3 separate regions of the Homo sapiens genome follow, and all the other regions are linked to region 1. Evidence: read pairs that join two places in POLR2A ChIA-PET (ENCODE). Cell type or tissue: CD4-positive, alpha-beta T cell. All regions are shown on one strand. Each heading gives the region's core, and the rest is flanking DNA. Links, peaks and the distances in the headings are about the cores only.

Evidence for each region. ChIA-PET counts read pairs that join two places held together with the same protein. Peaks named below come from ENCODE experiments on the same cell type or tissue, not always from the same donor. Only the 100,000 strongest peaks of a DNase experiment are listed, where the experiment ranks them.
Region 2: POLR2A ChIA-PET joins it to region 1 with 7 read pairs; 14 of 35 experiments call an interaction of 5 or more read pairs at or near these places.
Region 3: POLR2A ChIA-PET joins it to region 1 with 6 read pairs; 1 of 35 experiments calls an interaction of 5 or more read pairs at or near these places.

The regions. Positions count from the first base shown.
Region 1 is chr16:30,376,572-30,380,181 of GRCh38, forward strand. It overlaps MYL11 (myosin light chain 11), which reads left to right. Exons shown (of 7, transcript NM_013292.5): 5 at 49-127; 6 at 1,083-1,131; 7 at 1,225-1,420. The coding sequence ends at 1,329. It overlaps SEPTIN1 (septin 1), which reads right to left. Exons shown (of 11, transcript NM_001365977.2): 7 at 3,361-3,462; 8 at 2,864-2,963; 9 at 2,447-2,612; 10 at 2,039-2,129; 11 at 1,564-1,949. The coding sequence ends at 1,863. It also overlaps a transcript of ZNF48 not described here. Among named protein-coding and RNA genes, the nearest start is that of MYL11, 3.6 kb to the left of the region's middle. RefSeq lists enhancers at 1,137-1,431, 1,280-1,619, 2,010-2,069, 2,241-2,798, 2,799-3,356 and silencers at 1,600-1,939, 2,210-2,319. In CD4-positive, alpha-beta T cell, for the core only: no CTCF peak of the experiment used is centred there; DNase peaks (open chromatin) are centred at 1,300, 1,780 and 2,470; H3K4me3 peaks cover 2,454 bases; H3K27ac peaks cover 2,385 bases.
Region 2 is chr16:30,559,829-30,563,438 of GRCh38, forward strand. No RefSeq gene overlaps it. Among named protein-coding and RNA genes, the nearest start is that of ZNF764, 3.3 kb to the left of the region's middle. RefSeq lists enhancers at 1,615-1,814, 1,835-1,984. In CD4-positive, alpha-beta T cell, for the core only: no CTCF peak of the experiment used is centred there; a DNase peak (open chromatin) is centred at 1,743; H3K4me3 peaks cover 1,158 bases.
Region 3 is chr16:29,006,805-29,010,414 of GRCh38, forward strand. No RefSeq gene overlaps it. Among named protein-coding and RNA genes, the nearest start is that of LAT, 24 kb to the left of the region's middle. In CD4-positive, alpha-beta T cell, for the core only: no CTCF peak of the experiment used is centred there; DNase peaks (open chromatin) are centred at 1,407 and 2,587; H3K4me3 peaks cover 743 bases; H3K27ac peaks cover 1,812 bases.

The DNA of each region.
Region 1 (3,610 bases), core at 588-3,087:
AGACCCTTCAGGGACCCATCAGCTTCATGTGCCCTCTGACCCCCACAGGTGCCGACCCTGAGGATGTGATCACCGGAGCCTTCAAGGTCTTGGACCCTGAGGGAAAGGGCACCATCAAGAAGAAGTTGTAAGCATCGGCTCCCCCACCCTTCCGACCCTTCCCCCACTCCACCAGCTGCTCCCACACTGACAGCCTCCTTAAATTTCTACCAAGGCTGGGCCCTGTGGCTCAGGCCTATAATCCCAGTGCTTTGGGAGGCAGAGGCAGGAGGATTTACTTGAGGACAGGAGTTTGAGATCAGCCTGGATAACACAGCATGACCCTGTTTCTAAAAACTTAACTAAAAAATTCGTGGGCTGGCCGGGCACAGTGGCTCATGCCTGTAATCCCAGCACTTTGGGAGGCCAAGGCGGGCGGATCATGTGAGGTCAGGAGTCCAAGAACAGCCTGGCCAACACGGTGAAACCCCGTCTCTACTAAAAATACAAAAATTAGCTGGGCGTGGTGGCGGGCGCCTGTAGTCCCAGCTACTAGGGAGACTGGGACATGAGAATCGCTTGAACCCTGGAGTCGGAGGTTGCAGTGAGCCAAGATCACGCCACTGCCCTCCAACCTGGGCGACAATAGCAAAACTCCGTCTCCAAAAAAAAGAAAAAAAAAAATTCGCGGGAGTGGTGGCAAACACCTATAGTCCCAGCTACTCCGGAGGCTGAGGCAGGAAGATCCCTTGAGCCCAAGAGTTCCAGGTTGCAGTGAGCCGTGATCAAACCACTGCATTCCAGCCTGGGCGACAGGGTGAGACCCTGTCTCAAAACAAACAAAAACCCAAAAATTCCTACGAAGGGTTAGGCACTGCCAGAGGTAAGGGAGTAGTTAAGATTGTGGTAATGGGCGGTAAGATTGCATTTTCACAGCAAATGTGGGCGGAGAGGGCAAAAGCGAGTGTCTGGGAGGCCAATGAAGGAAGTAGAGTGACCTGGGTTTTCAGGGGAGGCTGGGGCTGGCATCGGGGATGAGGTGCGAGGGAGTGGAAAGGAACCAGGAACCCAATCGCAACTCCCCTTGTGTCACCTCTCTCCAGCCTGGAGGAGCTGCTGACCACGCAGTGTGACCGCTTCTCCCAGGAGGAGGTGAGTGGGGACCGGGGCGGGGCCGGAGCAGCAAAGGGGCTGGGGCCGGGGAGACTAAGGGCCTGTGCGAGACGCCCCTACGTCTTTCCCCAGATCAAGAACATGTGGGCGGCCTTCCCCCCCGACGTGGGCGGCAACGTCGACTACAAAAACATCTGCTACGTCATCACGCACGGCGACGCCAAGGACCAGGAGTAGGGGCACCCGCGGGCCTCCGCTGCCCGACGCTTCTGTTCGGCCCGACCTCCACCCCGGCTCCCAATAAAATTTAACTGATCTTTGTTTCTTATGGGCGGCGCCTTCAGAGTGTCTGCGCGAGGGCCTCAGGTGGGAGCGCCCCACAAATGAATGGATGCGGCCTGGAGGCCTGCGGGGGTCGGCCCCACAATCTACGCCCGCCGCCTTTTTCCGCAAGGAAGGAGAAGGCTCGCGTGGCCGCGGGAAGCTCAGTTTTTATTGAAGACAGAGTCTGGGAGAAGAAGGGGGACTCCGGAAGACAGTGATGCGGTCGGAGATTGTGCAGGCCCCGGGCCGGGAAGTGGGCGGTGTCTGGGTGGGCGGGACCAGCGCCGGGGCGGGGCTACGGACTCAGGCTGGGAGAACCTCCCCCTAGCCCGCGCGAGGGCGGCACCCGCGGAGGTCCCGGGGGGCGCTGGGCAGTGTGGGGCGCGGGGATTGGACAAGAGGCCGACTGAAGGCGGAGCCGAGGTAAGGCCGGGCGGGGCGTGGCCTCAGAGGGCGTCTGACTGCTCGCCCTGGGCCTGGCTCTGCTGCATTTGGGCCTGCATCTTCTCCAGCATCTCTTGCATGCGGCGCAGCTGTGCAGGGCGAGATTGCAGGCGGTGACCTGGCGAAGCCAGAGGGGGACCTGGGGCATCGGTCGGGGGGAAGCGAGGTGCGTGCTCACCTCTTCGTCTTTCTCGCGGATCAGCTTCTCGGTGTCCGCCAGAGGCAGCATGGGCAGCGGGATCTCTGTGGCGCTCTGGCGGGAAAGCTTACTGCGGGACAGTGGGAAGGGGACAGGAATCAGGAGCGGGACCTGAGGTTGTGGGTGAGGCCCAGGAGGCAGGGCCTGGGGCGAGGTTGGGGTCTAGGAGGCGGAGCCAGTTCCTTGAGGTTAGGGCCGGAGGCAAAGCGGGTGGGGAGAGAGGGGGAGAGAGGGAGAGACGGAGAGAGGGAGGGAGGGAGGGAGGGAGGGAGAGAGAAGTCTGAGTGGTGAAGGCGGAGTCACGGGTGGTGGGGACGAGTCCTCAGGGCGGGGTCATGGGTGAGGCGGGACCTTGGAGGCTCTGATACTGTCCGCCCCGGGTCTCACCTGCGGCTGGCTCGATCGCGAGCCCCAGGCCGGGCCAGGCTCTGTAGGCAGCGGGCCCGGTAGCCCTCGTAGAGCAGATCGTGCGTCACCTCTTTCAGGTCCTGCAGGTGTGTCTGCACCAGCATCCGTCGCAGGTTCAGGAAATCGCAGTGATGTGGGTTCTCCACTGGAGGGGGGGCGGCGCGGACCAGCGAACGTCAGGGAGTTTCGGGTCCAACCCACCCGTAAGGGTCGGGTCTACAGGAAAGTCCTGCTGCCACTCTAGCGGAGGGTCCGCGGTCTGCAGCCCAGCGACCCCCCTTTCCTCCTAGGATCCCCTGGGACCAAAGCCCACCCCAACTTCACATGTTGAGTGCGCCTGACCCAGAGGCCCCGGGCTCCCTGCTGGCCTTAGGACCCCTGCCTGGCCTCACTCACCCTCCACGGTCCCCCAGGAGTAGCGGCGTCCCCTCACCGGCCGGTTCCCGCCATCCCTCACCACCTCGCATGATCCCACGACTGCAAAAGGGATGCTTTCCTGGAGGGCAGGGGGCAGGGGTTCACCATTGGCTCACACGGCAGAAACTTTCTCTTTCCCAGCTTCAATCTCCACACCCGCCTCCTCTGCTTCCTGCCCCTTCCTCTTTTTTTTTTTTTTTTTTTTTTTTTTGAGACAGGGTCTCACTCCATTGCCCAGGCTGGAGTGTTCAAGTGATTCTCCTGCCTCAGCCTCCCGAGTAGCTGGAATTACAGGCGCCCACCATCACACCTGGCAAATTTGTGTATTTTTAGTAGAGGTGGGGTCTCGCCATGTTGCCCAGGCTGGTCTGGAACTCCTGACCTCAGGGGATCCTCCCGTCTCAGCCTCCCAAAGTGCTGGGATTACAGACGTGAGCCACCGTGCCCGGCCTGCCTTCCTTCTTTGTTTCCCACACCTTCATCTCTGCATCCTGCCTCTTGAAGTCTTCATCTTCATCAGAGTCACATTCGGGGAACTGGTAGATGTGGATCTCCTCTTCCTTCAACTGATCCCGGATCTCAGGGGAAACAGATATAGAGACAGTGTGAAACGGGCCACAATGACAGACATTTCATGACCAGAGACAGTGAGACACAGAGATACTGGGTGGTCAGAGACAGAGAGAAAGACATGAAAGACAGAGATGGGGAGAGATGGACATACAG
Region 2 (3,610 bases), core at 358-2,857, 180 kb after region 1:
AAACTGATTAGGTCAGAGGTCGATCTTTACCAGGCCCAGGGTGTGGCGCCAGGCTGTCTGCCTGTGGATTCCATTTCTGCCTTTGAGTTTTTACTTCTTCTTTCTTTGGAGGCAGAAATTGGGCGTAAGACAATATGAGGGATGGTCTCCTCCCTTACTGTGTATGGGAGTCAGAGTTGCCTCCAACTGCCTTTTAGCTCTTGGTGGGCTCTTTAGTTGAATGTAGGCCCAGATTGAGAATCGCCTGTAATGCTAACTACTGGGAGGCAAAGGCAGGAGGATCCCTTGAGCCCAAGAGTATGAGATCAGCCTGGGCAAGTTAGTGAAACCCTATCTTCAAAAAATAAAAATAAAAATAAACTAAAGTAAAATAAGAACAAATGAATTGACAGTGGACAAACGAGAAAATTATACCAATTGTATTAGTTTTACATGTACATGGGGATCTTCACAAGAGAGGGAAGTCAGAAAAAGTGCCCAAAGCCAGGTGCTTTTATATTTTTTAGACAAAGAACAATAAAATTTCAGTGGGCAGACGCGGTGGCTCATGCCTGTAATCCCAGCACTTTGGGAGGCCGAGGTGGGCAGATCACTTGAGGTCAGGAAACCCCGTCCTTACTAAAAATTAAAAAAAAAAAGGTAGCTGGGGGTGGTGGTGGGTTCCTGTAATCCCAGCTACTCAGGAGGCTGAGGCAGGAGACTCACTTGAACCTGGGAGGCAGAGGTGGCAGTGAGCCAAGATTGAGCCACTACACTCCAGCCTGGGCGGGAGAGAGACTTCGTTTAAAAAAAAAAGAAGAAGAGGGCCGGCCCGGTGGCTCATGCCTGTAATCCCAGCACTTTGGGAGGCTGAGGTGGCCGGATCACGAGGTCAAGAGATCGAGACCATCCTGGCCAACATGGTGAAACCCCGTCTCTACTGAAAATACAAAAATGAGCCAGGCATGGTGGTGCGTGCCTGTAGTCCCAACTACTTGGGAGGCTGAGGCAGGAGAATAGCTTGAACCCGGGAGGCAGAGGTTGTAGTGAGCCGAGATTGCGCCACTGCACTCCAGCCTGGGCGACAGAGCAAGACTCGGTCTCAAAAATAAAAAATAAAAAATAAAAGAAAGAAAGAATAAAAGAAAAAAGAAATGACAGGACAAAGAAAATTTGGCTAGGGCAGTGAGTAACTAGAATATGTATCAGGGGGTTGTCAAACAGGTACAAGATACAGATGACTTTGTTACGTATGTTTATTCTGGTCCCTTGTGGCTTCTCAGGGCTGTTTTCTTGCCCTGGTACAGAAGGATACTCCCCCAGAGTAAGGTTTCTGGCATGCTCCATGCAGAAGAAACAGGTCGGATTGCTCCTTCTGAAACTACAATTTCTCTGTTTTTAACTCAGAATATATCAGTATACCAGGCTGTGAATGTTTTACAGGAGGTCCAGGGGAGCCCCTGTGGAGGAGCCTGGAGGGAACTTCAGGGAGGGTGATCTGGCGGGAATCTCAGGAAACAGCTCAACCTGCCGCATAAGTGAGGAGAGCCACTTCTTTCCCTTTTCGGGGATCCGGGTGGGGCGGGCGCCGCTGAGCGCGTCTAGGTGGCCGCAGGTCGCGGCATCGCGTCCCGGATCAGGACGCGAACATCCCTATACCGCAGACACCCCCACTGCGCCAGGAAGCGGCAGTCGGCCGTTTCCGCGGAGCTCTCGGTCCTCAGACACTTTCCCAGTCTCCGTCCCTTCCACCTTCCCTGGTTCATTGGCTTGGAGCCATGAGCGCGGCCAGTGGCTCCGCGGCTCCCGGAGGGACGCTGGGGGTTTGCCCTGGGAGTAGGGTGCAGGAGGTTCCACGGACGCCTCGACGACCGGTAGTAGCTTCGGGTGGGGCCTAGAGAGGACGGCGAGCAACTCTGTGGTTCCGGAGTCCAGAAAAATGAAAGCGCTCTTAGAAAAGATGGCTGGCGGCTGGGCACGGTGGCTCACGCCTGTAATCCCAGCACTTTGGGAGGCCGAGGCGGGTGGATCACTTGAGGTGAGGAACTCAAGACCAGCCTGACCAACGTGGTGAAACTCCGTCTCTACTAAAAATACAAAAATTAGCCGGGCATAGTGGCACACGCCTGTAATCCCAGCTACTTGGGAGGCTGAGGCAGGAGAAGCGTGTGAACCCGGGAGGCAGAGGTTGAAGTGAGCTGAGGTCGTGCCACTGCACTCCAGCCTGGGTGACAGAGTGAGATTCTTGTCTCAAAAAAAAAAGAAGAAGAAAAGATGGCTGGCGACAGTCCAGCTTCTCTTCATTTTAGAGAAAGGCATTGAACAGCTTGAATATCGATCCGGTGTTGCTGACCTAGTTTGTTCCTGCTGGAAAAGTCTTCTCTTGCTGTTCCTCCCAGGCGGCCTTGGCAGCGCCTCTTGCCCGTAGTTAAGATGGGTGCGGCCGCTTTGACCTGGGCTCAGGCAGGTGGCAGCAAAGGCTGCAGGGGAGGGGAAACCGGTCCAAGATTCTCGACCGAGGGCCTGACGTCCCCTTCCCAGTCCCTTAGAGGAGGCCCTTCGAGGAGGCCCACTCAGTGACGGAGTCTTTTTTTTTTTTTTTTTTTTGAGACAGAGTCTCACTTTGTCGCCAGGCTAGAGTGCAGTGGCGCGATCTCCGTTCACTGCAACTTCTGCCTCCCTGGTTCAAGCAATTCTCCTGCTTCAGCCTCCCGAGTAGCTGGGATTACGGGCACGCGCCACCACGTCCAGCTAATTTTTGTATTTTTAGTAGAGACGGGGTTTCACCATGTTGGCCAGGATGGTCGCGATCTCCTGACCTCGTGATCCCCCCGCCTTGGCCTCCCAAAGTGCTGGGATTACAGGCATGAGCCACAGCGCCCGGCGCCAAGTCTTTATTTTATTATTTTATTTTAGTTCTTTTTAAATTGTTTTCTATTCTATTCTATTCCACTTTACACACTCTCTCTCTCCTTTTTTTGAGACGTAGTTTCGCTCTTGTTGTCCAGGCTGGAGTACAATGGTGCAATCTCGGCTCACTGCAACCTCCGCCTCCCAGGTTCAAGCGATTCTCCTGCCTCAGCCTCCTGAGTAGCTGGGAATACAGGTGCCTGCCACCACGCCCGGCTAATTTTTTGTATCTTTAGTAGAGAGGGGGTTTCACCATGTTGGCGAAGCTGGTCTTGAACTCCTGACCTCAGGAAATCCACCCGCCTGGGTCTCCCAGAGTGCTGGGATTACAGGCGTGAGCCACTGCACCCGGCCTCTACTCTCTACTCTTGAGAGGGAGTTTTGCTCTTGTCCCCCAGGCCGGAGTGCAATGGCATGATCTTGGCTCACTGACCCCAGAAGCCAGGCTGGAATGCCTCAAATTATTGAAGGCAAAACCTTAGCAACTAGAGAGAGGTGGGATTTTAGGCTAGGTTACTACACTGCCATGTAAATGTAAAGAGGAAAAATATACAGTTTGAGAGGCTGAGGCAGGCAGATAACTTGAGGTCAGGAGTTCGAGACCAGTCTGGCCAACATGATGAAATCCTGTCTCTACTAAAAATACAAAAATTAGATGGGCATGGTGGCATGTGCCTGTAGTACCAGCTACTCAGAACACTGAGGCAGGAGAATCGCTTGA
Region 3 (3,610 bases), core at 358-2,857, 1.4 Mb before region 1:
GTATGAAGGATAGCTGTATTATGTTAGGTGTAATTATAAACTTTGTTTTTTTGGAGACAGAGCCTCGTTCTATCCCCCAGGCTGGAGTGCAGTGGTGTGATCTCGGCTCACTGCAACCTCTGCCTTCTGGGTTCAAGCCATTCTCCTGCCTCAGCCTCCCGAGTGGCTGGGATTACAGGCACACACCACCATGCCCAGGAAATTTTTGTATTTTTAGTAGAGACGGGATTTTGCCATGTTGGCCAGGCTGGTCTAGAACTCCTGACCTCAGGTGATCTGCCCGCCTCAACCTCCCAAAGTGCTGGGATTACAGGCCTGAGCCACTGCGCCCAGCCTATTATTGTCTTTATTTGAAAATTATGTATGATTTCAGGAGATGTATATGGGTTCAAATTGACAAGGGGTGGACTTGTGATAGTTAATATTGAGTGTCACCTTGATTGGATCGAAGGATGCAAAGTATTGATCCTGGGTGTGTCTGTGAAGGTGTTGCCAAAGGAGATTAATATTTGAGTCAGTGGACTGAGAGAGACAGACCCACCCTCAATCTGGGTAGGCACCATCTAATTAGCTGCCAGTGTGGCTAGGATAAAGTAGGCAGGGCTGGGTGCATGCCTGCAATCCCAGCACTTTGGGAGGCCGAGGCGGGTGGGATCACCTGAGGTCAGGAGTTCGAGACCAGTCTGGCCAACATGGTGAAACCTGGTCTCTACTAAAAATACAAAAATCAGCCAGGTGTGGTGGTGGGTGCCTGCAATCCCAGCTACTCGGGAGGCTGAGGCAGGATAATCGCTTGAACCTGGGAGGCGGAGCCTAGATGGCATCATTGCACTCCAGCCTGGGTGACAGAGCGAGACTCTGTCTCAAAATAAATAAATAAATAAAAGCAGGCAGAAGAAGTTGGAAAGAGCAGACTTGCTGAGTCTTTTGGCCTTCATCTTTCCCCTGTGCTTCCTGCCCCCAAATATTGAACTCCAAGTTCTTCAGCTTTTGGACTCTTGGACTTACACCAGTAGTTTGCCAGGGGTTCTTGGGCCTTCAGCCACAGACTGAAGGCTGCACTGTCAGCTTCCCTAATTTTGAGGTTTTGGGGCTTGGACTGGCTTCCCAGCTCCTCAGCTTGCAGATGGCCTATTGTGGGACTTCACTTGTTATCGTGTGAGTCAATTCTCCTAATAAATTCCCCTTCAAATATTTATCTATCCTATTAGTCCTGTCTCACTAGTGAACGCTAATACAGAGGTCCTGGATCCACTTGTTCCTGAAGCTGGATCCACCCATGAACTGTTCAGCTGCAGGAGTTAATAAGCACGCCTCTTTGGCTTGGCTCAGCTTCATCTGGGTTTCTGTCATTTGCAGATGAAAGCATCCTGACTCATCTAGACAGGATGCTGTGGGAGCACCAGCCTTCATCAACAAGGCCCCATCTCCAGGCACCTACCATCTGCTGGGCAAGGTGCCATTGCTGTAGAGACACTCGGTTCTTACTGTGACCCTTGTGGGAGTTCTTCTCCTTATCACCCTTTCATAAACAAGGAGCGTGGTGGGCAGTGGCAGCCCTTCTGAGCACACCTCACTGCTGGGATTCTCCCTGGGGCTGCTGGCTCTGGGGCTGTGGGGGTGCTCCAGGGCTGGGCTTAAGCCAAGGGTTATATAAGCCTGATGGGTGGACGCTTGGAGTATCTGTGGCCCTGAGCGGGCTGGGAAGGTCCTTGGATCCCTGAGAAAGACAGGGAGGGAGGCCGGGCGTGGGTGGCTCACGCCTGTAATCTCAGCACTTTGAGAGGCTGAGGTGGGCAGAACACTTGAGGTCAAGAGTTTGAAACCAGCCTGGCCAACATGGTGAAACCCTGTCTCTACTAAGAATACAAAAATTAGCCGGGTGTGGTGGCCGGCACCAGTAATCCCAGCTACTCGGGAGGCTGAGGCAGGAGAATCACTTGAACCTGGGAGGCGGAGGTTGCAGTGAGCGCAGATCGCGCCATTGCACTCCAGCCTGGGTGACAGAGCGAGACTCCATCTCAAAAAAAAAAAAAAAAGAAAGAAAGAAAAAGACAGGGATGGGGTCTCTGGCCTGCTACCTACACACTGGGGGTCTCTGTCCCTGCCTCCCTCCCCCTCGCCCCCTCGTGTACCTGGGAGGCCCCTGTGCATGTTTCCCCATCACCCGTCTGGCTCTCAAGCTCACCAACCTACTTTCTGTTTCCGGGTACCCCCAACATCTCTCACCCCAAGCCTCCCCTCTCCCTATTCCATCTCCGCTTTTGTGTCTGCCTGGCCCTCAGTCTCTCCACTTCTGCCCCTGTCTCCCTGTGTCTTTGTCACTGTGTGTCTTGGGGTCACCGCGCCCCTTTGGCTCTGACTCTGTCTCTAGTCTGTTTATGTCTCTCCAGCGCTCTTCCTCTGTCTGTCTGTCTGTCTCTCTCTTTCTCGCTCTTTGGGAACTGCTCTGTCTCTCTCATCTGTCTCTGCGTCTCTGCCCTAGTTTTGGTCTCTGTCTTGGAGATTCTCCTTCTGGTCTCTGTGTGGCTCACTGTCTCTTGCTGCGATCTCTCTCTTCTCTGTCTCCCTCCTCCTCTCCCTGCCCCTCCCTCCCCACATCCTGAGTTGTCTTTGGGGAACCGGAAATTTGGGGGATCAGAGAGATATTGGGAGGCTCAGTGGCTGCTGCTGAGAGATAACGCGGGTGTGCGGGGGCTGGGGCTGGGGGTGGGAGCCCAGAATCCACTGCGCCCTCCTCCTGGCCCTGGGACATACAAAGGCAGTGGCATGGGGGAGGTTCTGTACCCTCTGTGGGCCTCAGATGTGAACCCACCTCCCTCACGGGCTTGGGGTGAGGGGCAAATCCAGCAGCCAGGGCAGAGGTGGGGCTTGGGCTAACAAGGGGCGGAGGGAGAGTGCCCTCCAGCAGATGTCTGAAGGTGAGGCCAGTGGGGGCTGGCAAGGGGCTGAGAGGAGGGGAGGCTCTGGCCTGGCATCAGGGGTCCTCCAAGGACTCTTGAGCCCATCCCTTCCCTTCCCAGCACCTCAGTGGTTCTAGCTGTACTGTGGTGGGCTTATTTATTTAACAGACACTTGCTCTGAGACAGTCTTTAATCTTCACAACAACCCTATGAGTTCGTACTAACTCAATTTTACAGATAGGGAGACTGAGGCACAGAAAGGTTGAGTGACCTGCCCAAGGTCACACAGCTAGGAACCCTCAAAATGACAGAACTCTGATCAAATTAGGTTGGTCATTGTCAAAGTCTGAGCTGGCTGTATGCATGCCCATTTTAAACAGAAGCAGAGGTAATTCACCTTAAATCCTGGAGAGATGCCGGGATTACAGGCAGTGGCTCAGTCCTATAGTCCCAGCACTCTCAGAGGCTGAGGAAGGAAGATTGCTTGAGGCTTGGAGTTCTAGACCATCCTGGGCAATATAGTGAGACTCTGTCTCTACAAAAAAAAAAAAAAAAGAAAAAAAATTAAGATGAAAATAACAATAGGCCGGATGTGGTAGCTCATGCCTATAATTCCAGCACTTTGGGAGGCTGAGGCAGGCGGATCTCTTGAGACCAGGAGTTTGAGACCAGCCTGGCCAACATGGTGAAACCTCATCTCTACTAAA